Regions from separate parts of the Homo sapiens genome. Here regions 1, 2 and 3 are each linked to region 4. Evidence: read pairs that join two places in POLR2A ChIA-PET (ENCODE). Cell type or tissue: GM12878. All regions are shown on one strand. Each heading gives the region's core, and the rest is flanking DNA. Links, peaks and the distances in the headings are about the cores only. Region 1 overlaps DGKI (diacylglycerol kinase iota). Region 2 overlaps DGKI (diacylglycerol kinase iota). Region 3 overlaps DGKI (diacylglycerol kinase iota). Region 4 overlaps CREB3L2 (cAMP responsive element binding protein 3 like 2).

Region 1 (5,032 bases), core at 484-4,483, 160 kb after region 4:
ACAGACCTCAGGTTCAACCTTTTCTTGACTGCCATTTCGATTCTGCAAGTGGCAAAAATAAACTGGAAAGTGGATGATCACTCTCATATGCTCTATTGACAAATAAGAAAAACAGGGACCAAAAACAACTTTCTCTGGGCAGTCTGGGGAATAAAAGCTGCTGGGAGGATCTAGTGTACACATGCGTGTAGCACTTTTTACATTCGCTAAACCCTTTTATAGTTACTCTGTCATTGGCCATTCTGACTATGTTGTGTGCAGGGCAAATGAGTTTTGTTCTTCCCATTGGAGAAAGGCTATCTAAGGAAGACCCATGGGAAATTAGCAAGTAAGCCAGGGCTGGAGTTCCCAGAGAGGCCCTGCATGAGGTCCCATAGGAAGCCGCTAGGATCTCGAGGTCTAGTCGTTATTTTTCCTCTTTGGCAGATTACACCGTAACTCTGAAAGAGCCAGGGAAGCCTAGGTTGTTTGTTCTTTAGAGTTTTTAACATGGAAGGAGGTTTAGAATTTATTTTGCCCGTCTTTTCATTTTAGAGATGAGGAAAATGAGACCCAGGGAGATGTGATTTCACAGGTCAAATAGTCCTATGACACTGGGTAGACAATAGGATACCTGATGTGAATGTTGAAAAATGTGCCGTAGGAGAAAACAGCCCTTTAGGCACTTGACTTGGCAAGCTGAGGTTACTTGGTGCAAAGGAAGAGATGCCCTTCTTTCAGGTGGATGTAGATCCATGCTGAGACACGTGGCTCAGAGTGCTGAGCATGGGCTGGATTTCAGCTCCTGATCCCTCTATTTTCAGTCCACAAACTGCATACTCTGTGAAGTGGCTCTGCATGGTTTTGCTGGTTCACTTAAAACATATTTGGATAAAAAACATGACTGAATGAGGGAGTCAGCTTTTCATTAGGTAGAGGAGGTGTCCATATGTCTAGTAATTGCCCTCATTTGGCACAAATCAACGAGACCTGAGGGATGAGGGATGAATCTGTGTCTTCTTTTTTATGGTTATGGGCATGAACAGTTAGGATGAAACCAGACCTGCGTGTTCTGGTTTGGCTGATGATGGATACTTTCAAAATTGTATCAAAGAAAATAGACAATGGAAGTCTGGCAGACTTTACAATGAGTATCTAGTAAATCGGATATGAAAAGGAAAGGGGGGGGGGGAACCTCATCTTCTCTGTGAATTTCTAAAAAAGTGTTCACATAAGACAGGGCTAGATAGTTTGAAGGATATTTTCCAAGCCCAAAACTGTACAAGAGGAAGTTTTCTCTGGGAGCTGGAATTTGAATGGACAAAGTCAGGTTGGTCTCAGTGGTTAATGCTTAAAGTTTATAAACACATCTTTTTGTTTTTAGCACATCCTACAAATGCAGTTTATTAATATGGCATTTTATATTGAAAGGTAAATATCACCATACCATTGTGAATAATTCTTTGGTAGTGAAAATAGCCCTATCTTACAGTGACTAGATCCTTCTTATAAATGCTCTTCAGGTAGCCCAAAGTTCTCCTTTGTATAACCCATTATAATTAGATTATACATATAATTGTGTAGAGGTATGTATTTAATATGTGTCTCTCCTAGTAGCTTGGAGTCAGTATAGCACAGCAGCTAAGGGTCCAGCCCTCGAGATCTGCTTTCAAATTCTACTTTTGTCACTTAGTATCTACATTACACCGATTAACTTAATCAGTGTCATGTGGTCCTGCTAACTGCATTAATTTGTCTGTATTTCATTCCGCATCTACAAAATGGTAATAAACATAGGACATATTTTATAGGGCTATATATTGAATGTATTAAATGAGAAAATCCTTGAGTATTGCTTAGCACTGTGCCTAGAACATGAAAACTCTTAATAAAGCTTGGCTATTAGTCTTGCTAAACGGTAAAGACTGTTTCTGTCTTATCCCTTGTGTTATCCCCAGTTCTTTGCACAGAACTTGTGGCACGCAGATTAATCATAGAAATTATTGAATAAATTAATGGTCCCATTTTTTTCCTAGCTCCACTGTGGTGAAGTCTCAGATTCCCAAGGATGTGGTTGTGTGCAGATAGGTTCCATGTGGCCAGGGCTCTTGTTCAGTTTAGTGTATTTATTCTGCCACACTTTGCTTAATTCCAGATTGATTTGCTTTTATATGAAGATAGTAATATATGGGAGGCATTGATTCTTAGCTTCTTAAAAACTGACAGCTAATGTTTAGAGGCATTTCAAAATACAGTATCTAAATAATATGTAGGGAAACAGGAGATGTAATTTGGGTTGATAGGAAATGCCTTGGGCTCAAGTAAGAGGTTCTGGGTTCCATTCCGAAGTCTATCAGAGATGAGCTTTCATGTCACCTGCTTAAACTTAACTTTTTTTTTTTTTAATAAAACGAAGGGACTAAAGTCCATTATCATCAAGGTTTTTGCTTGTGTTTGTATTTTATGACAGTAAGATGTTAGTTACTTTTATTAATTCCTTAAATGCATGGAACAGATTTGCCTTTATATTATGAATAGAATGCAGATTCAATTTCTGCAAATAATGTTTCTTTGTATTCCAGGGAAACTTGCTGTTGAAAGTTCTCCTTCCATGAGTATTTCTTGTAAATCAAGAATCTTTTCTAATACAAATAGTTATCTCATGTTTCTGCTTTGAAAATTTGTATGTATTTTTTTTTTTTTTTTTTTTTTGGTGAAATGAGGCATATTTGAATGCTTTGAAGTAAAACTAATACCATTTAGTGAGTATGCACAGACCCAGCATAGGGAACTAAGTATTTCAATGTTTATGATTTTAAAACACTGTCATATTTCGTGCTGTCCAATCACGTTTAGCTTTAATAGTTTTCCGTCCAATTTTTCGGAACCCACCAGACTTGATTTTTAAGAGTTAGTTCAAAGATTGCCCAAACTTTGATTCAATCTGGCTTATAAGAGATAACAAAGATTATTATTTAAAGCCACAGTCATTAGTGATATGAGGGTAGATATGAAAAAGAAAAACTGAATAGACTGCTTATCTCTTACTGTGATCTGTATGACCTCTGATTAATTTAATCATGGTTCTGTATCTAATGTTGAGGGCCTGCAACAAGGTCTTGATTGACAAAATCTATTTTCTCTTCATACTCATTCAGGCTTCTTGGAAGCTAGGGGTTTCTGATTAAATTATGCTATTTTTGTAACCCACAGAAGATCCCATATGGTCAATTTCAAGTTCCCGTTACTTTCAGTATTTTTCCTAGATGTTATTTCACTTAGGACAAACAGGATGCAATTTGTGGGGTGGTTGTTTGACCTTCTCGTATTAAAAGGTTGTAAGTGTTGTCTCTTTCAGCTGCCCATTTTAGAAGTTAAATTTATTGATTGCTGAGCACTTTAGTGCATTCTCTCATTTATTCTTCACAGCAACGTGAAGAGGTAAGGTCTGCTATTAATCCCATTTTGCCTTTGCAAAATAAGCCATAGAGGAGCTAAATAATTTGCCCACTGTCACACGGTAAGAGGTTGAGCCATGTCTGAAATTCAGGTTTATTTGGCTCCAGAACCCCTACATTAGCCTTACAATAAGATGCCTCGTGCAACCTAGCTTGATGGAGATTGCATGCTAAATATATTTTAATACTGGAAATGGTTTACTGATGTTTCCAGCATTCATAATGATCAGGTTGCAAAATCTGTTTGGACATTTATTAAGAGATTGGAACCAAATTAATGACATCTTCTCTGAAATTTCTCTTGGCTTATCTTAGGAGAAATTAGAATGAACTGAAGCAGGGAAGGATAGGAAAGAGCTATGTGAAAAATTAAACACTGTGTTTACCAATGTTGAGTGGCTTTCTACACAACATGTGTGATCTGTGTGTGGGGCCCTGTGTCCAGTGCTCAGGTTATGGTCCTACTGTCATTTTCAGCCACTGTTCATTGATGTACACTCACTGTTCAGGGTAGTAGAGTCCACAAAAGCATGCAATGTCACTGACATAGCGGACGGTAGCTAGCACAGGCGTTTAGTGTGGCCATGAGCCTCAGCTCTTGCTCCTATAATTTCATTTCTCAGGAATTGTTGTTCTTCCCTGTTGCTGGGTCTTGGTAGGGTCTGCTCTGGTCTATCCTAATCGGTGTGCTTAACTTTACATTTGGAGTACTAAGAGTTGAGGTTTTGCTTCCTTTCTTCCCAGAATTGCTTTGGAATCCTTATGCAGTTTGCTCTGCTTTCTTTGTAGTGACCAAGTTTATATACTGGCACTTCTGAATCCCAAGAAAATGACTTGCTATTCAATTGACATTTCAAAATCTAAGATGGTACCCTTGCAACCAAGAAAATATAATTTATTTTATAAAAGAAAAAACCCGTCTACCTCATCATATGCATCAGATATACAACTAAACTGTGGTAAATGCTTGTACACCAGTATCTTCAGGGTCCTGGGGAGCACAAAAAGGGCTACTTGGCCAAATATGACAGATGATTCCTGATTTGACTCTTGGGGGATAAGTAAAATCTAACCAGATAGAGAAAGGTGGAAAGAGTATTCAAGCAAAAGCACAGGATGAACAAAAGAAGGAAGCAATGAATTGATGATTAGTAAAGCAAAAGCAAAATAGATTAGCGTTGCTAAAACAAAAGTATGAGGCAGAGGGTAGCAAAAGATAAGTTTGAACATATAGGTAGAAGCCCTAAAATGCAATGCCAAGGAGACTGGAATTTATTTTAGGTTACAGGGCACCCCTAAAGGGTGTTAAATGGGACAGACGTGTTTTTCACACAGATGAGTCTAATTTCAGCATAAAAGATGGATTTCAGGGCCAGTAGCTAGAGTGGAAACAGGGAAATCAGTGAAGAGATGTTAACATGGTACCAATGTGAAATGAGAAAGGAGCCACCCAGGGTAATGGTAATAGGGATGCAGAAGATTTTTCAATTATATAGAAGGGCAAATTGACAAGCCATCATGATCAGCGGTGATGTGTAAAGGAGAGGGAGTAGTTGACAAATATTTATTGATCACGCACTCTGTGCCAGGCACTT
Region 2 (5,032 bases), core at 423-4,422, 200 kb after region 4:
GTCATCTTACCATGTTTTAAAATGAGGTTTGTTGCCACATCCCACGCCAAGCCCGTACCAGTGTTGCCTTATGGATGTGGTTAGGAAAGTTACACTTGGGAATTAAATCCTGTCTGAGAAATGAGTTCACAAGTTCTCAGGGGCATTCAGCTGCCAGGCCATTTTTACACATTAAGCAAAAAAAAAAAAAAAAAAAAAAAAAAAAAAAAGTCTTTTGGGCATTGCATTTATTTACATGAATATAATAAATACTTCCAATGGCATTTGGATTGCACATTTGCATGTGTTTAATATGATGGTAAATCTGTCTGAGGAAAGTGTGCGGTGCTTTCTGATTTTGTATTAGGAAGATGGGTTAGGCAGGGAAGAAGAATGATTCCTTTGGCAACCGTGGAATTATTTACTGACTAGAAGAGGAAATCTTCTGTTTGAATAACCCCTTTGAACTGCCTGACACGTGGTGGAAGTTTGTCAAATGTTTGTTGAATGAACAGAAGTGTCCAGGGAACTTAGACTGTTTTGAGAGCAATCAAAAAGCACATATTTATTCAGAGATTTACCATGTACCTAGCTTTGGCTGGTGCTGTGGGGGCCCGCTGATGTGTGTACGAACAATAATAGCAGCAACTATCGATTGTGCTTACTCTGTGCCAAGCATCCTGCCCAATTTTTTTCCACTATTCTCTGAGTTAGGCGCTATTTTTATTTTACGTATAAGGAAACTGAGGCTAAAAGACATCAAGCTATCTGACTACATAACCATTAATTGGTAAGGTAAGGTGTGTGCTTAACTTCTGCACTCCAGTGCCTAGTAAACATGTCCTCTTGCTGGTAGAAGTTTGCATTCTTGTTCTAGAGACAGGAAATTTATAATTAAGGCAATTAGAGAAGTAGTATAGAAAAGGTGAATTTTATAGTACGTCTGGTTTGCTATGTATATGTGTACTGTCAGCATTTTATAAAAGTGTCAGGTTGTGAAATGGTTAAGTATATACCTTCTGGAGTTAGATGCCTCCATTCAAATCTTACTCGGACCTCTTCTTACCTGTGTGTTGTTAGACATGGAGCTTACGTGTTCTCCATAAGCTCCATGGAGAACATCTATTATAAAAAAATGGGAAATTTATTATGAAATAGGGATCATACCTTATTATTGTGAGGGATACGTAAAATATGTAAAAAGATTCAGTGCCTGGCAAAATGTATTTTCTGTTCAAATGTAAGCTTCTCAAAGGCAGCAGTGATTGGGGTCTGTTTTATTTGTTCTTGTAACCTACACATTTAGAACAGTGCTTGGCATAAAATAGACATTCGGTAAATACATTGTTGAATGGATATATTTCAATATGTAAAGGCCTGGGCTTAGTCACATTACAGACAATGAAGTAGTCAGATGTTTGCACATCTGTGTGGAACAGTGGTTCCTAGCCAGGATACACATTAGAAATACCTGGAGGGCTTTGAATGGACTCATTCTTAAACCCCATGGTAGGCAAAGGTTGAGTACCAATGTTGGAGAATCACTGTGAAGGTAACAAACGTAGAATAATAGTTGTATATTATGTTGAAGATTCAATACCAAAAGTGATTTTTTGAGTGACTCAATGGGATGAGTTTCTTAGGAAACAAAACACAACCTTTGGTTCAATAGTAATTACATCTTTCAACATTTCAATGTACATTAAAATAATCAAAAAGTACTTTGAGTTCATATATAATATGAAGTAGGATTTAGGCTCAAATAATTACGCACAGTTTGTTCCCTGACATAAATCAGAGGTGAAGTTTGTGCGGGGCTTGGGACAATTTTTTTATTGCGTGGACTATCCTTTACATTGTAGGCAGCTTGTCTAAGTCAGCCAAAAAGCACTGTGAGCTGCTTTGAAGACAAGCAAAGTTAGTGCCCATATGGTATAAGAAAAAAGACAACAACACACTAGGTGATTAAGAACTCTCTTGGGGAATCAAACCAAGACACTGAGTAACTTCTTAGACAGCTGGTTCCTTTTCTAGAACAACAGGATGAGTTCACCAGTCTCTAATGTGTCAATCTTTAGGAGGTGTTCTGGGTAAGAGACTTCCTGATTCTCTGGTGCTTTTCTGCTCTGCAAGAAGAATCCTGATTCTGTTCTCACGTGCAGCATCACCCAGAGAGGGAGCTGGCAAGATGAGGATAGATAGAAAACGGGAGCCACATAAACCTACAATCAGACTGAAACTGGAACCAGAGGAAATTGAGAGAAATTTGCAAAGTGGGTAATTAGAAAAGGGTATCTCTGGCTTATTTGCATGTTTTCCATAAATTTTTTTTTTTTTTTTTTGAGACGGAGTCTCGCTGTCGCCCAGGCTGGAGTGCAGTGGCACGATCTCCGCTCACTGCAGGCTCCGCCCCCTGGGGTTCATGCCATTCTCTTTCCTCAGCCTCCTAAGTAGCTGGGACTACAGGCGCCCGCCACCTCGCCCGGCTAATTTTTTGTATTTTTAGTAGAGATGGGGTTTCACCGTGTTAGCCAGGATGGTCTCAATCTCCTGACCTTGTGATCTGCCCGCCTCGGCCTCCCAAAGTGCTGGGATTACAGGCGTGAGCCACCGTGCCCGGCCTTCCATAAATTTTTAAATTTCTATTTATGAAGAGTATATGCCACATGTTTCATTAAACACATTGTAAAAATATTAACACTATCATATGCCCTTTACGAATGTGGCAAAGGGATTCCATTTTAATGTTGACCACACAAAGCCGTTTTGATGTTTCTTAGGCTTCTTAACACTGGATTCTACCTTATTTGCATTTATTTTTAAAGAGCTGCTATGAAGGATTTCTGACTCTCTCAGGCAAGAATATCACTGAAATGTAAGGCATGGGATATAATTCAAATCATCCTAATCAGATTTCTCAACCCTTGATCTAATCAGCAAGCTGTTTTTCTTAGCTTCTTGGTCAAGTTCATTCATTAACTCAGAAAGCATTTCTTGAATATAGACTGTGTCTACCCCAGGGCTGGAATGTAATTAAGATTAGTAGATGGATTGAGCCCTGTCCTTTAGGAGTTTATAGTCTTATTGAATGAAGTGAAGAAAATAATATGATGCTACTTAAAATGTATAATGGCTTTTATATTTTAAATATATTAGAGGTCTTTCAGGTAATTGATATTAACTGTGATGTTGTATTATTGAAACTGCATTATAGGATATTTTCTTTTCATATCTATTTCACAGTTAATATCACAGTTCTTTTCAAAGAAGCATTTGTGATTATAGCCATCTCCTATGAAGCGTTGTTGTGAAATTAATAGAAAGAATCATTGGCATTTCATGGTTTTGCTGACCGTGGGCTTGAGAGGATTCTGAGCAGAAGGAAAGAACAAGTTGAAACCCCATTGATTTTTTTTTAATAGGAGCAAATTGCAGCATAAAACTACTGCCCCCTCATCCCACTCCCAACCACACACCAAGTTCTACTAGACTCTTAAATTCGTCATCTACCAGCAAGATAAATTCAAATAGAAAAATAACTTTCGCTAACTTATATTTGAGGTCTGAGATATAATAAAACTATTTTCTTATTTTGGAAGAAAATGTGTATGCATGTATGAATTATTGGAGAAAAGGATTTTCTCCCATGGTTATTTAAAAGAATGGAAAGTTCTAATCAGAAGTTATTTCGTACACCCTGTTGTACCTAAATATATTTTTTCTATTTGTATGTCCTTTTGTGAGGGCAATTAGAGTTACAAACTGGCAGCCACTTTCATGTTTTTTACTTATTTTTTTCTCCTAATTAATGTTTATGTGTGTAGACATAAAACCAACCTTAAATTTGTATCCACAAAGAGAAATAAGTGATCAACAAAAAGGCCTTACTTGTTTCTATTCCCAGGCTAGAAAAGAGTGTGATTTGACTGTAATTTCTTTCAGGGTTAAATGTTTGTATGTCTCTTTATCATATAGCCACATTATCTTTCATAGACACACGTGGCTTGCATCCTTGAATCCTAATTTGATTATTTCAGCAATTGGCTCCTCCTGGCAGTCCTAATTAGGAAGAGTAACCGGGTTTTGGCGGTCAGAGTCTACAAGTTCTGATGAGTTAAACTCATTTGCCCTGTGGTTTCTACTGGTGCCTGACAGTAGCGTTTTGTTTCCTCTCTTAAAAAAATTTTTTTGTATCAAAACTGTCTGGGACAGTTAATGAAAAAATGAAAGATCTGTGTTTTTCTCATTAAACCAAGATTTAGAAATTCTTCAGCCATTCTAAGAGTTTGCACTTGGGTGTGGTTTGGTATTTTTTGTAAGGACACTTAATTTAGGTTGTGGTGACTGTTAAGGAATCAAATGTAGAACCTGTGTATTCTGACTCTTCAGAGATCTGATTTTCTTATGAGGAAAACTGTAGCTCAGAGTCCCCATACAGAGCCCTTCAAAGCCAGAGAAAATCCTAATAAAAATGCTAAAGAAGTTCCTTCAACATAGGTGGAGGAAAACTGTTTTGAGATGAAAGATCACTGTATAAGATTCTTCCACTGTTACTTTCTTATTGCTCGATGATATGGAATATGCTTTGGGGTGAGGGGCCAAAATTGATGTTGCTAATTATTTGCCTTGGTGAAAGTGAGGAACGAGAATATTGTGTCATCATTAAAGGCCTCCATCTTCATAATGACCCTTTCGGGGATTATATAAAGCAAGTAAATTGTCTGTTACCCAGTGGGAGCTTTTGAAAGTAGGCTACCAGCAAGCTCGATGTGATCGCTTCTAACTACTGAAGACCTACCCCCTATATCTGGGACTTCCTGTATAGGAATACAAGAGGCTTAAAAAAAAAAAAAAAAAAAAAAACCCAAAGGTCTAGACACTTGCTGAGCTCTCTGACATACTTGGTAATTGATTAATGGTTGCACAATCCTGGATTCTTACTGGCTTCTACTCAGTGTTTCCTCAGGCTTGGGGGCTACTGTTCATCTTGCTCAACTTTACAAATTATTTTTTGGAGGGAGTTTGCAGAGGTCGCTGAGCAGGATGAAAAGAT
Region 3 (5,032 bases), core at 368-4,367, 140 kb after region 4:
ATTTTAATAAATCATTATAATCATTCCCTCATGTCTTACAAAAATAACCTTTCTGACGGTTCCCGAATGACTTTTTTTCTTCTGTGTTTGCATCATGGGATTATTAGTGTAGCTTACAAATGAATCAGAAAAGGGCTGTGCAGCTGAGGGTATATTTCCATTATTTTCTAGGTGTGAACTTGGAGCCTGATAACAAGGAACCTGTGAGGTCACGCTTGGCTGGGAGGGCACAGCAGGTCTTGGCATATTATCTCCTGTCTGGATTATTGATGAGATCCACTGCTTGGAAACAGGAGAGAGATCTCCTATCTGCTTGGTTATTAAAGCCTCTGCAGGAAACAGGTTTATTGGTGATGTATGTACACTGGGGCTTCTGTTGCATTCTCAGCTCAGATTCTTCTGTGTCTGTTACTGTTGATGACTGCATAAGGAAGAACTTATTTTGTTCAACTGACGTGTTTGTTGAATGTCTGGCTCAAAATATACCTCTCCTAAGAACTTCCATGACTGACCTTTTGCAAGGCTGAAGGACATGCTTGGTTACCCATTAGGAACTGGACCAGGAACCCAAGTCTTTTTCTTTCAATTTTCAGAGTTTTGCAGTTTGCTCTTTGGCTTGTGGATGCCAACACTTAGAGTTTATATAGTCAGTTTCTGCGATCCTGAGATGTATTTTTTTTTGCAATTGCAGTTGGTTGTTTCTCCTCCTACAGTTTGTTTAGCCTCTTCCTCATCCATTATCCTCCAGGCTGTATCTGAAGTGGGCATAGGAGGAGTGCCCTTCCCATGACCTGCACAATGTTCACAGCCCCTTTCCTGTTGGTGGGGCTTTTGGAGAAGTTGGGGTTCCCTTGGGGGATTGGCAGTTACAAGATTTTTCAGATGAGGACTGTGGTTTATTTGGCAATTCAATGCCCTAAGAGACTTAAGAGCATTCAGGTCGATTTGTTTCCACTTTGTTCCACGTGTGAGTGACCAAGGCAAAGATCTCAATCTAGACCTAGAAGCAATTTTTAAGCCTGAAAAGCTCACTTGTCTCGATTCTCTGTTTCTCCCTCCTCCCTCTGCCCTTAAACTAAAGTCAACCATCTTGAGGCCATGTGAAAAAATAGGCTTGGATGGAAAGGTGCACCCTTAATCTAATCTTTGCCATGGATTGGCCCCCTCGTTTGGTGGGGAACTCTTCATGGGACATGTTGAAAAAGACCTCACATCTTTATCATTTTTTAATTCATGTTTCTTACCATATTGAATTGGTTTTTGCCACTTGTAACAAAAGGATTCCTGATGAATGCCTCCTGTGTTTGGAGTCTTATTTTATTCTTCCTCTCTGTAGCTGCAGGGTCTAATATATACCTAATTTATAATCTGTGTAGGTGCCAATTACATATGTAATTGTGTGAGCATATGTATATAAAAACTTAGAAGCAGATATGCCCCTGAGAGCAAAATAAAGAATAAAGTTCCTAAAACATACAGAGAAAAAGATAATGTAGGAGAAAGAAAGCAGACGTTTTAAAGTATGCGTTGTTTGAGCTTTTATGCGTCTGTCAAACAACCCTGAAAGTTCCATCACGTGTGATATTTTAAATTTTGCTCCCAAATGGAGAAAGGCATCTTCCCACCCCTCTGCTGTGAGTCAAACCACTCAAGCAGGGCTGTGGCTGTCAGTGTGAAGCCAGCTCTTCCAAGGACCCAGGGGAAGCTGCCATCGCTGCCGTTTCTGCCTCTGCCTTTCTTTGCTCAAAAGTTGGCAAATGCTGGTCATGTCGTGGATCTATTTATAGTAGGCACACGTCTACCCACCTTGTTCTTTTCTTAGCATCAACTTGACATGCTATCAATTATCCATGAGGTGAATGACAACACAAGGGAAGTTATTTGAGGCAGGTGCCCTGAGGTGAGAGATGAGGGGGTGGCAGAGGTCGCACAGTGACAGCTCCGAATGAAAAGGGTAAAACAAACGTCCCTTGCTGCATCTGGCTGGTGAATGATTGCAGACAGGTTGGTGGGAAACCCTGAGCTGGTCACGCAGCAGTCTCCCACTGCCCTTCTTCCCTGTGCCTGCTGATGTTTGAAAAGCCCATTTGAAACAGACAAGGGGCAGGACCTGAAGATGTGATCTCCCTCCAGTGGAGGTCATTTTTGTTATTCTCTTAAGCCACAGGAGGGGAGGACACAAGGACCTCCTGGGGACAGGGGGTGGATGTGGCAGAGGCTGATACTCTTCCTCCACGTAGGAGCATTTCTGGTGGGAGTGAAGCAGCCACCGGGGGATGAAAACAGGGTGCCCCATTCCTCACTGCCTTTGAACCAGCAGGGAGGCTATTCCTGGCAGCAGCAGTGCACCTGCCCCTGGCCCACAGTGCCTCCCACCTTCTTTACATAACCCCCCATGACCCCTCTTGGATTCTAGACTACCCTGTTTTTGCTCCTCCTCACTGACAACATAGTTCCCAGTTAGGGGAACTACTACTTCTTCTTCTCCTCCCCCTCCACGCTCCTCCTCCTCCTCCTCTTTTTTAATGTTGTAATAGAAACATTGATTGCCCATTTCAGTGGGACTGGCTACCCTGGTGTCCTTTTTTTATTTATATGCCATTAATTTGGGGCTGCTCTGTAGGAGCTGGTGGCATTTACTCTCAAAGCTGCTCTAACGATGATGCTGATGTTATTGTTTTAGCTCCAGGAATTGAATTGCTCATGGCAATAGAGGCGACTTCTGCTTTGTCTGTAGCCTCATAGATCACCCCTCCTGTCTATGTCCTCTGTCCACCTTGGATTTTGAATGTGAAGAGAGAGAGAAAGATTGAATTATGGTCAAAGAGAGTGGAAAGCAAATTAATTAAACCTCTATCAGCCTTGCCTTCAGATATAAACTGACTCAGACTTTACAACCCGTTCCTCTCTAAGTTTGCTCAACTCCCCTCCTCCTGCTCCCACTCTGTTCCGTTCCTTTGGGCAATGAGGTACTAAACTACCTCTGTGATAAATGTGTGTGTTGATTCCTTAGGGATAGAGCGGCTGTGCCCTGAAAGGCCTTGGAACCCTCGCAAAATTCCTAAATACATGTGGTGGGCACTCCAGCAGTTGCTGGCAGACTCTCCCAGGGATCCCGGCTGAGTTTAATACTGTCTGCCAGGCTAATCCACTTTCCGGGGCAGTGTCTAGCACCAGAGACTCTCTGTCTGGAAGTATCCTGGCCATTTAAATGACTCCAGGTTCCTGGGGATCAGTTTGCAGCCTTTGTTATCTTTTGGCAGAGCCACCTTGCTTTTCCTTTCTCATCTTCTCTGTAGTCAGACCACTCAAGTGTAACTTTGTTTATTATTTAGGGACCTCATGGGGAGAAGTTGAGATGATTATCCTGAGTACAGAATAGCCAACTTCCAAGTGGGTATTGTGGGTGTGCGTGTGTGTGTGTGTGTGTGTATGTACATTCGTATGTACTAGCATGCACTAGTAACACGTGTATGTTTGTGAGTGATACTGGCTGTCTAGGAAGGATGAGTAGGGTTTGGATGAATCTCTTTTGCAGGAACCAAAACAGGTGCAAAATACCCGTGTCAGAGTCCTCAGATGGCTGGTGAGTGGAGGTGTAGCAGGACAAGCCGCAGACAAAACCCCTCAGACACTGAGTTAAAGAAGGAAGGGCTTTATTCGGCCGGGAGCTTCGGCAAGACTCACATCTCCAAAAACCAAGCTCCCCAAGTGAGCGATTCCTGTTCCTTTTAAGGGCTTACAACTCTAAGGGGGTCCATGTGAGAGGGTCGTGATCGATTGAGCAAGCAGGGGTTATGTGACTGGGGGCTGCAAGCACTGGTAATCAGAATGGAACAGAACAGGACAGGGATTTTCACAATGCTTTTCCATACAATGTCTGGAATCTACAGATAACATAACCCGTTAGGTCAGGGGTCAATCTGTAACCAGGCCCAAGGTGCGGCGCTGGGCTATCTGCCTGTGGATTTCATTTCTGCCTTTTAGTTTTTACTTCTTCTTTCTTTGGAGGCAGAAATTGGGCATAAGACAATATGAGGGGTGGTCTCCTCCCTTAGCGGAATTCCGTACATTTTGTTCTAAGTTATAACCAAAAAACTGAAGTTTATAAATATGAGGCCTTCCTTTTCCCTCTTTGTAGACTAAAGTTTGTGAACCAGGACCCCCTATCGATACCTTTTTAGGGATTGTGAGATCTGACTTTTTTTTTTTGTATTGTTGATTTTGCTATTTCTCAGGGATGGGAGTTCACCACCCACACTTTTGTGCTGTTACTATTTGACCACCTCTTCCTCTTTGCTCCCCCCACAACTTTTATTATCCAGGGAGAAATCTTTTGGAATAGGATAGAAGAGGTTTCTGGGGATAAGTTTTGGAAATAGGCAAATTTTTAGTCTGAAGGACATTGTAGTAGGATTTATGATTCTGAAATGTAGTGATTGTATGTAGTTATGTATTTGGGTACACAGCCTTATGTACATTGCGTTAAATACATTTAAATAATTGGATAATGCCTAGACATAATTAATAAAGTGATGCTGCTTTGTTTCTTTTGTTATTATCATGTTATTATTATTTTATATCATCTTATGCTTGCTTTTTGGTTCTGAGGTTGATTGCAAGGGTTAGAAAATGACAGCGTACAGGTCAATTTTTGTAAATAAAGTTTTATTGGAATGCAGGCTGGCTCACTTGTTTATATATTGTCTATAGTTGCTTTTGTGTTACAATAGCACAGGAAAGTAGTTGTGACACAGATTACCTGGCCAACAAAGCTTAAAATATTTAGTATTTGGCCTTTCGATACAGGTTTCCACCCTCAGGTTTAATTTAGTCTTTTCCTTTACATACTTTCAAAAGTGCTAGAACAATGCTTTAGAAAGTGCTAGTGTCTTTAATGGAAGAATGAGTCATTATCTATACTCAAGCATATTCTAAACCAATCAGAAGAGCTTGAGAGACACGTCTGAAACGTGTGTAGGAACACATATGATAAAAATATATGAAAAGATACTCAGCAGATGTTTGTCAG
Region 4 (5,032 bases), core at 637-4,636:
GTTAATTTTTGTTGTTGTTGTGCAGAAGCTTTTTAGTTTGATATAGTTTTACTTGTTTATCATACGTTTCGACTTAAGGAAGATGCATACATAATATGTGCTCCTTGTAAAAATAATTTAGGAAAAAAAAAGAATCCTTTCACTCAGAGGTATCTTTATGTTTTGGAATATCTTATGTGTATGTATTTATATTGTACATACTTCTTTGTTAAGAACTATTTCCACATAACAAAACACTGGACATATTCTCATACATTTCTACAGGATCTTTGACTCACCATTAAAAATAATCTACCTTGATCAGGCGCAGTGGCTCATGACTGTAATCCTAGCACTTTGGGAGGCCGAGGCAGGTGGGTCACCTGTTGGTCAGAGATCACCTGACCAACATGGTGAAACCCCATCTCTACTAAAAATACACAAATTATCTGGGCGTAGTGGCAGACACCTGTAATCCCAGCTACTCGAGAGGCTGAGGCAGGAGAATCGCTTGAACCTAGGAGGCAGAGGCTGCAGTGAGCCGAGATTGTGCCATTGCACTCCAGCCTGGGCGACAGAGCGAGACTCTGTCTCAAATAATAATAATAATAATCTACTTCATGCTATTGGGATCTGAGCCTTCCCTGACAGTCTGCTGTTACTGAATGTGACCAGGGCTAGCTTAGCCACCTGTTAAAGCAGGGAAAGTTTTTTGTTTATGTGTTTTGTTGTCAGCATTATTAAGGCATAATTGACAAAATTGCATATTTTTACAGTATACAATGTAACGATTTGATGTATGCATATATTATGAAATGATTATCACAATCAGGCTGATTAACACATCCATCACTCCACATAATTACCTTTTTTTTCTTTTTCTTTTTGGTGCCAATGCTTAGCACACTTCTAGTATATAATATGGCATTTTTAATTACAGTCACCATGCTGTACAGTAGATCCTCAGAATGTATTTACCTTATAACTGAAAGTTTGTATTCTTTGACCAGTTCTCCCACTTCCAGTGCCCAGTGACCACCTTTCTATTCTCTTGTTTCTGTGAGTTTGACTTAAATTTTTCTTTAGATGTAAGTGATACCATACAGTATTTGTCTTTGTCTGGCTTATTTTACTTACAAAGCAGAACAAGTTTGTCGATGTTCCTCTTCCCCTTGGCCTCCTTCCCTGTACTCTGTGCCTTCCCTTGAGTCTCAGGAGCGCAGTGGCTCTGTGTGTCTTCTTCTCCCATTTCTTCTCCCTCTTCAAGACTCACCTCTCCTCGTGGATAACGCTTTTATGGTAGTAATGGCTGGCAATGGATTCATCTGTGATCTTCCCACAGATAATTGTAGCGGGGACCTCCTAAGATCATAATATTTAAGACCTGGCGCGGTGGCTCACACCTGTAATCCCAGTATTTTGGGAGGCCGTGGCTGGTGAATCACCTGAGGTTGGGAGTTCGAGACCAGCCTGATCAACATGGAGAAACCCCATATCTACTAAAAATACAAAATTAGCTGGGCGTGGTGGCGTGTGCCTGTAATCCCAGCTACTCAGGAGGCTGAGGCGGGAGAATCACTTGAACCTGGGAGACGGAGGTTACGGTGAGCCGAGATCACGCCATTGCACTCTAACCTGGGCAACAAGAGGAAAACTCCATCTCAAAACAAACAAACAAAACCAGTAGCTTTTAATGTATTTTGGCTTGAGAGGGAAATAGATAAAAGCAGGGCTGCTTCGCTCAAATGGGGAATAGACCTAGAGTTCCTCTAACTGCTCTTCCCCCTTTCTCTTTGTTTTCTGCCGAGGGCGTCTGTGGCGCTCAGAGAATACCACAGTAACCAAAATGACTGATGTAAGCATTGGCAATGCCCTGCCCTAGAGCCAGCCATGGGGAGCTGGTGATTGGGGTACTGGGCAAGGGAAGACGTTGGGACCCTTTACTCACATCACCCCATGCAGGTGACCAGTGTTTGGGCAGTGTGCAGGGCTGGGCTGGGGAATGCACACCTGTGTGTGTGTTCCTGTTGATGCTTCTCATATTATCATTCTTCAGAGGCAGCTGGATGGAAGTAGAACAACTTTGATAAGTGAAGAGGATCCTGGGTCACCAGAAATGGGGGGTGGAGAGGCCTTGGGGGCCATTGTTTCATATGCATGGCATGGCAGGGAAGGTGAGTGGCTGTTTCATCATTGACCAAATGAAAGAAAATGATACCTCTTTACTTTTTTCCACCCCTATACAATACCCCACAGGGGACTTTCGCATCTACCCAGATGAAAATTTGTGCTCAGATTATGAGTCAATCCTGAGTATGGTTTTCTTTCTTTTTTTTTTTGTACTGGACTCAGCAGCAGCCACCTAGCCTATTATTGATTTCTAGATGAAAAGATCTTTTATCTGAGCTATGGAGAGTGGAAGAGGACAGGGCCGGGAGAGTAGATGAGGAAGTCTTTTTCATCTTTCTTCAGTTTTTCTCTGGGAGACTCTGGGAACAGAGCTGAAGTGGTGCGAAAGCACCTTCACACTTCCTTTGCTGAGGTGATCCGCTAATTGCATGCTATCAGGAAATGTGTAAGATGGGAGTGAGATGGTTTCCCAGGGGGCCCTTCTTCCTGTGCTCCATCAAGAAATACATTTTCACTTGCTGGTGTCTGAGCAGTGCCTGTGTGGCTGCTAGAGAATCCTTCTGGCTTTTCTAAGTGAATGCACCTCTCTAAGCTGCAAGCTTTCTGGATGGCCCCACCCTGGTCTCATCCCTGAGAAATCTTGTCATTTTTTCCCACTGGTATAGTTTTCTTCTGCATGAGTGATGCACATACACTGCCCGGCCCATTAGTTGTAGGCGTTTGTGGCTCAGTTTGCTCCATTTATTTCTTATTTTGTTCTCAGGCATCTTTAGGGCTGTGAGCTACAGCTTTTCTCCTTGAGCATGGATTTGTAGAATCATAGGAGCTTAGACTTGAGATACACCTTAGATATCATTGTATTGAACTGCTAATCACCTTATTTTACAGAAGGAGAAACTGAGGCCTGGTGGGGTTAAAGTCATCTTAACATTTAGAGGTAGAATGGGGACGAGAACTTGGTCACTTAACTTTTGAACTGGTCCTTACTTTGGTTTCTCTTGCTGCTATACCTCTTGCTCCTTCAAGGACCTTGCCCCAGCAAGAGCCAACTTTAGACTTGGACACAAGGGCCCTTGATTTGGACTCAGTGTTTTAGAGGGCCCTGTGCTGGCTCTCCTTCAGCCATGTCCCCCTCCATGGGATGTGTAGTTGGCAGGACCAAGGGGATGCATCCATCTGGAGCTCTCACCCTAGCCCTCTAGAACTTACTCCAGTACCTAGGATCCTGGAATTCCCTGTCCAAAGGTCTTAGCTCATTTCCAGGGCCTATGTGGACTTCTACCCCAAATCTGTTCTCCGAAGGGCAAACCTGGTGACCAGTGGGCACCCCTGAAGCCAATGGGGTAGACAGAGACAGCTCTTTGTGAGGGCTGCATATGGAGTTTGAACCAGGCCTGGTGTGTGCACGACATCCTTCACAATATGTCAGGTCTGGATTCAATTTAGCCTTATTTATAGAAGATATGAGATTCCTGGGTCAAAGACAAAGGATTCTATTGCTCAGTAGACAGAGTGAGCAGCAGCATATATGTATCAGTTCTCCTTGCCCCCAGGTGCCAGGACAGATCCGGGTGGATGCTGTGCTCTCAGTGGGGATTGTGTCACAGCTAAGGAAGCCTGAGCTTGGAGAATCCACTGCTTTTATAGCAAGCAATCAGTAAACCTGCTTCTTGCCCAGGGAGAGACATTACCTCATCTGTCCAGGTTACCAGCTTCATAACAACCTTGAGAGGTGGCCCATCATAAAAGAGCAGTGAGAGCCTTTCCATCTTGGCATCCACAGCAGAATGTGTAGGAACACAAGAAGACCCAAGAGACTGTCTCTCTCCAACGGTGTGGAGCAGGCTGAGGCCTGGAGTAATTCTGCTTATACTACCACATTTTGGCAAGCAGCCCTGGGAAGTCCAAGAATTCTGTTCAAACCTGGCCATAGAGGGAGCCGGAAGGAGCAGGTGTTGGGCTGCTTGACTTGTAGAAACCTTAAGATGTGTGGCATGTGGACTTCATTTGTACACTTTCCTCAGACCTCACAGAATTAAGGGACATGCTTGCCTGACATTTATCTCTATTGTTATCAGAAATAAAATTCCTTAATCTTTTTCTTTGATCTTCCTCTTAGCTATAGTCTTTCTAACTCTACTTTTCTTGTTCTTGACAATCTCTATATGATTCCTATTAAAGGTCTTTCCAGCCAAGTCTACTGGGTTTTGACTGGATTCTGGCTCTCCTGGTCTGTTTGTTTAGCCCACACAGCTGTGTCTGTTTGCACTAATTTTGTGTATTTGTTCCCTACACACTATTATGGTTTTCTGTGTGTGGGTTCATCTCTTCTCTCTTAGACTGACAATAACTGGCTGAACCCACCCCCAGCTGCACACAAAGAAGCTATTTGAGGACTGATAAATGACCCAAGTTACTCTACTGTACACTTTTACCTTGGTTTTAATTCACTTTTCATTTCTGCATTATCTCTAACTTCTGGTTGTGTGAAGAGTGTGAACTTTCTTTCCACATGGAAATATTTCAAACTTCAAAGGATTATTGGGTACTAAACTAAGTTCCCCAGAGGGATTTAAAAGGCATTTTAGTGTAATTTAGTGTAAAGTTCAAAATTCCACAGCCTCAGTTTTTGTTCCTTGGCCAGTGTTTGTTCCTGGGCCAGTAGGTAATATAGCATTTCAGAAATGCCCTCTGGTTCCTACAAAATAAAGAAGCCTCTTGTAATGTAGCAATTAACACAGGAAGAAAAAGGAGAAAATTTATACGCTTTTTTTTTTCATTTAGGCCAGAGCCCCATGAACAACCTTCAAAACTTAAGTAAAAGGCCATAAACATATAGGTATTTACTCAAGGTTTAGGAGTTTGAGCTGATATGGTTGTCTTTTGTGTATGACACACTTTAGTATTTAAATGTCTTTGAGAT

What was found. ChIA-PET counts read pairs that join two places held together with the same protein. Peaks named below come from ENCODE experiments on the same cell type or tissue, not always from the same donor. Only the 100,000 strongest peaks of a DNase experiment are listed, where the experiment ranks them.
Region 1: POLR2A ChIA-PET joins it to region 4 with 5 read pairs; 2 of 35 experiments call an interaction of 5 or more read pairs at or near these places.
Region 2: POLR2A ChIA-PET joins it to region 4 with 5 read pairs; 2 of 35 experiments call an interaction of 5 or more read pairs at or near these places.
Region 3: POLR2A ChIA-PET joins it to region 4 with 5 read pairs; 1 of 35 experiments calls an interaction of 5 or more read pairs at or near these places.

Annotation. Positions count from the first base shown.
Region 1 is chr7:137,734,864-137,739,895 of GRCh38, reverse strand. All of the region lies in intron 1 of DGKI (diacylglycerol kinase iota), which reads left to right. Among named protein-coding and RNA genes, the nearest start is that of DGKI, 110 kb to the left of the region's middle. In GM12878, for the core only: no CTCF peak of the experiment used is centred there; no DNase peak of the experiment used is centred there.
Region 2 is chr7:137,691,609-137,696,640 of GRCh38, reverse strand. All of the region lies in intron 1 of DGKI (diacylglycerol kinase iota), which reads left to right. Among named protein-coding and RNA genes, the nearest start is that of DGKI, 150 kb to the left of the region's middle. In GM12878, for the core only: no CTCF peak of the experiment used is centred there; a DNase peak (open chromatin) is centred at 1,970.
Region 3 is chr7:137,751,446-137,756,477 of GRCh38, reverse strand. All of the region lies in intron 1 of DGKI (diacylglycerol kinase iota), which reads left to right. Among named protein-coding and RNA genes, the nearest start is that of DGKI, 93 kb to the left of the region's middle. RefSeq lists an enhancer at 1,729-2,229. In GM12878, for the core only: no CTCF peak of the experiment used is centred there; a DNase peak (open chromatin) is centred at 1,901.
Region 4 is chr7:137,892,929-137,897,960 of GRCh38, reverse strand. All of the region lies in intron 8 of CREB3L2 (cAMP responsive element binding protein 3 like 2), which reads left to right. Among named protein-coding and RNA genes, the nearest start is that of DGKI, 48 kb to the right of the region's middle. RefSeq lists enhancers at 1,888-2,057, 2,338-2,507. In GM12878, for the core only: no CTCF peak of the experiment used is centred there; DNase peaks (open chromatin) are centred at 2,240 and 2,590; H3K4me3 peaks cover 756 bases; H3K27ac peaks cover 2,796 bases.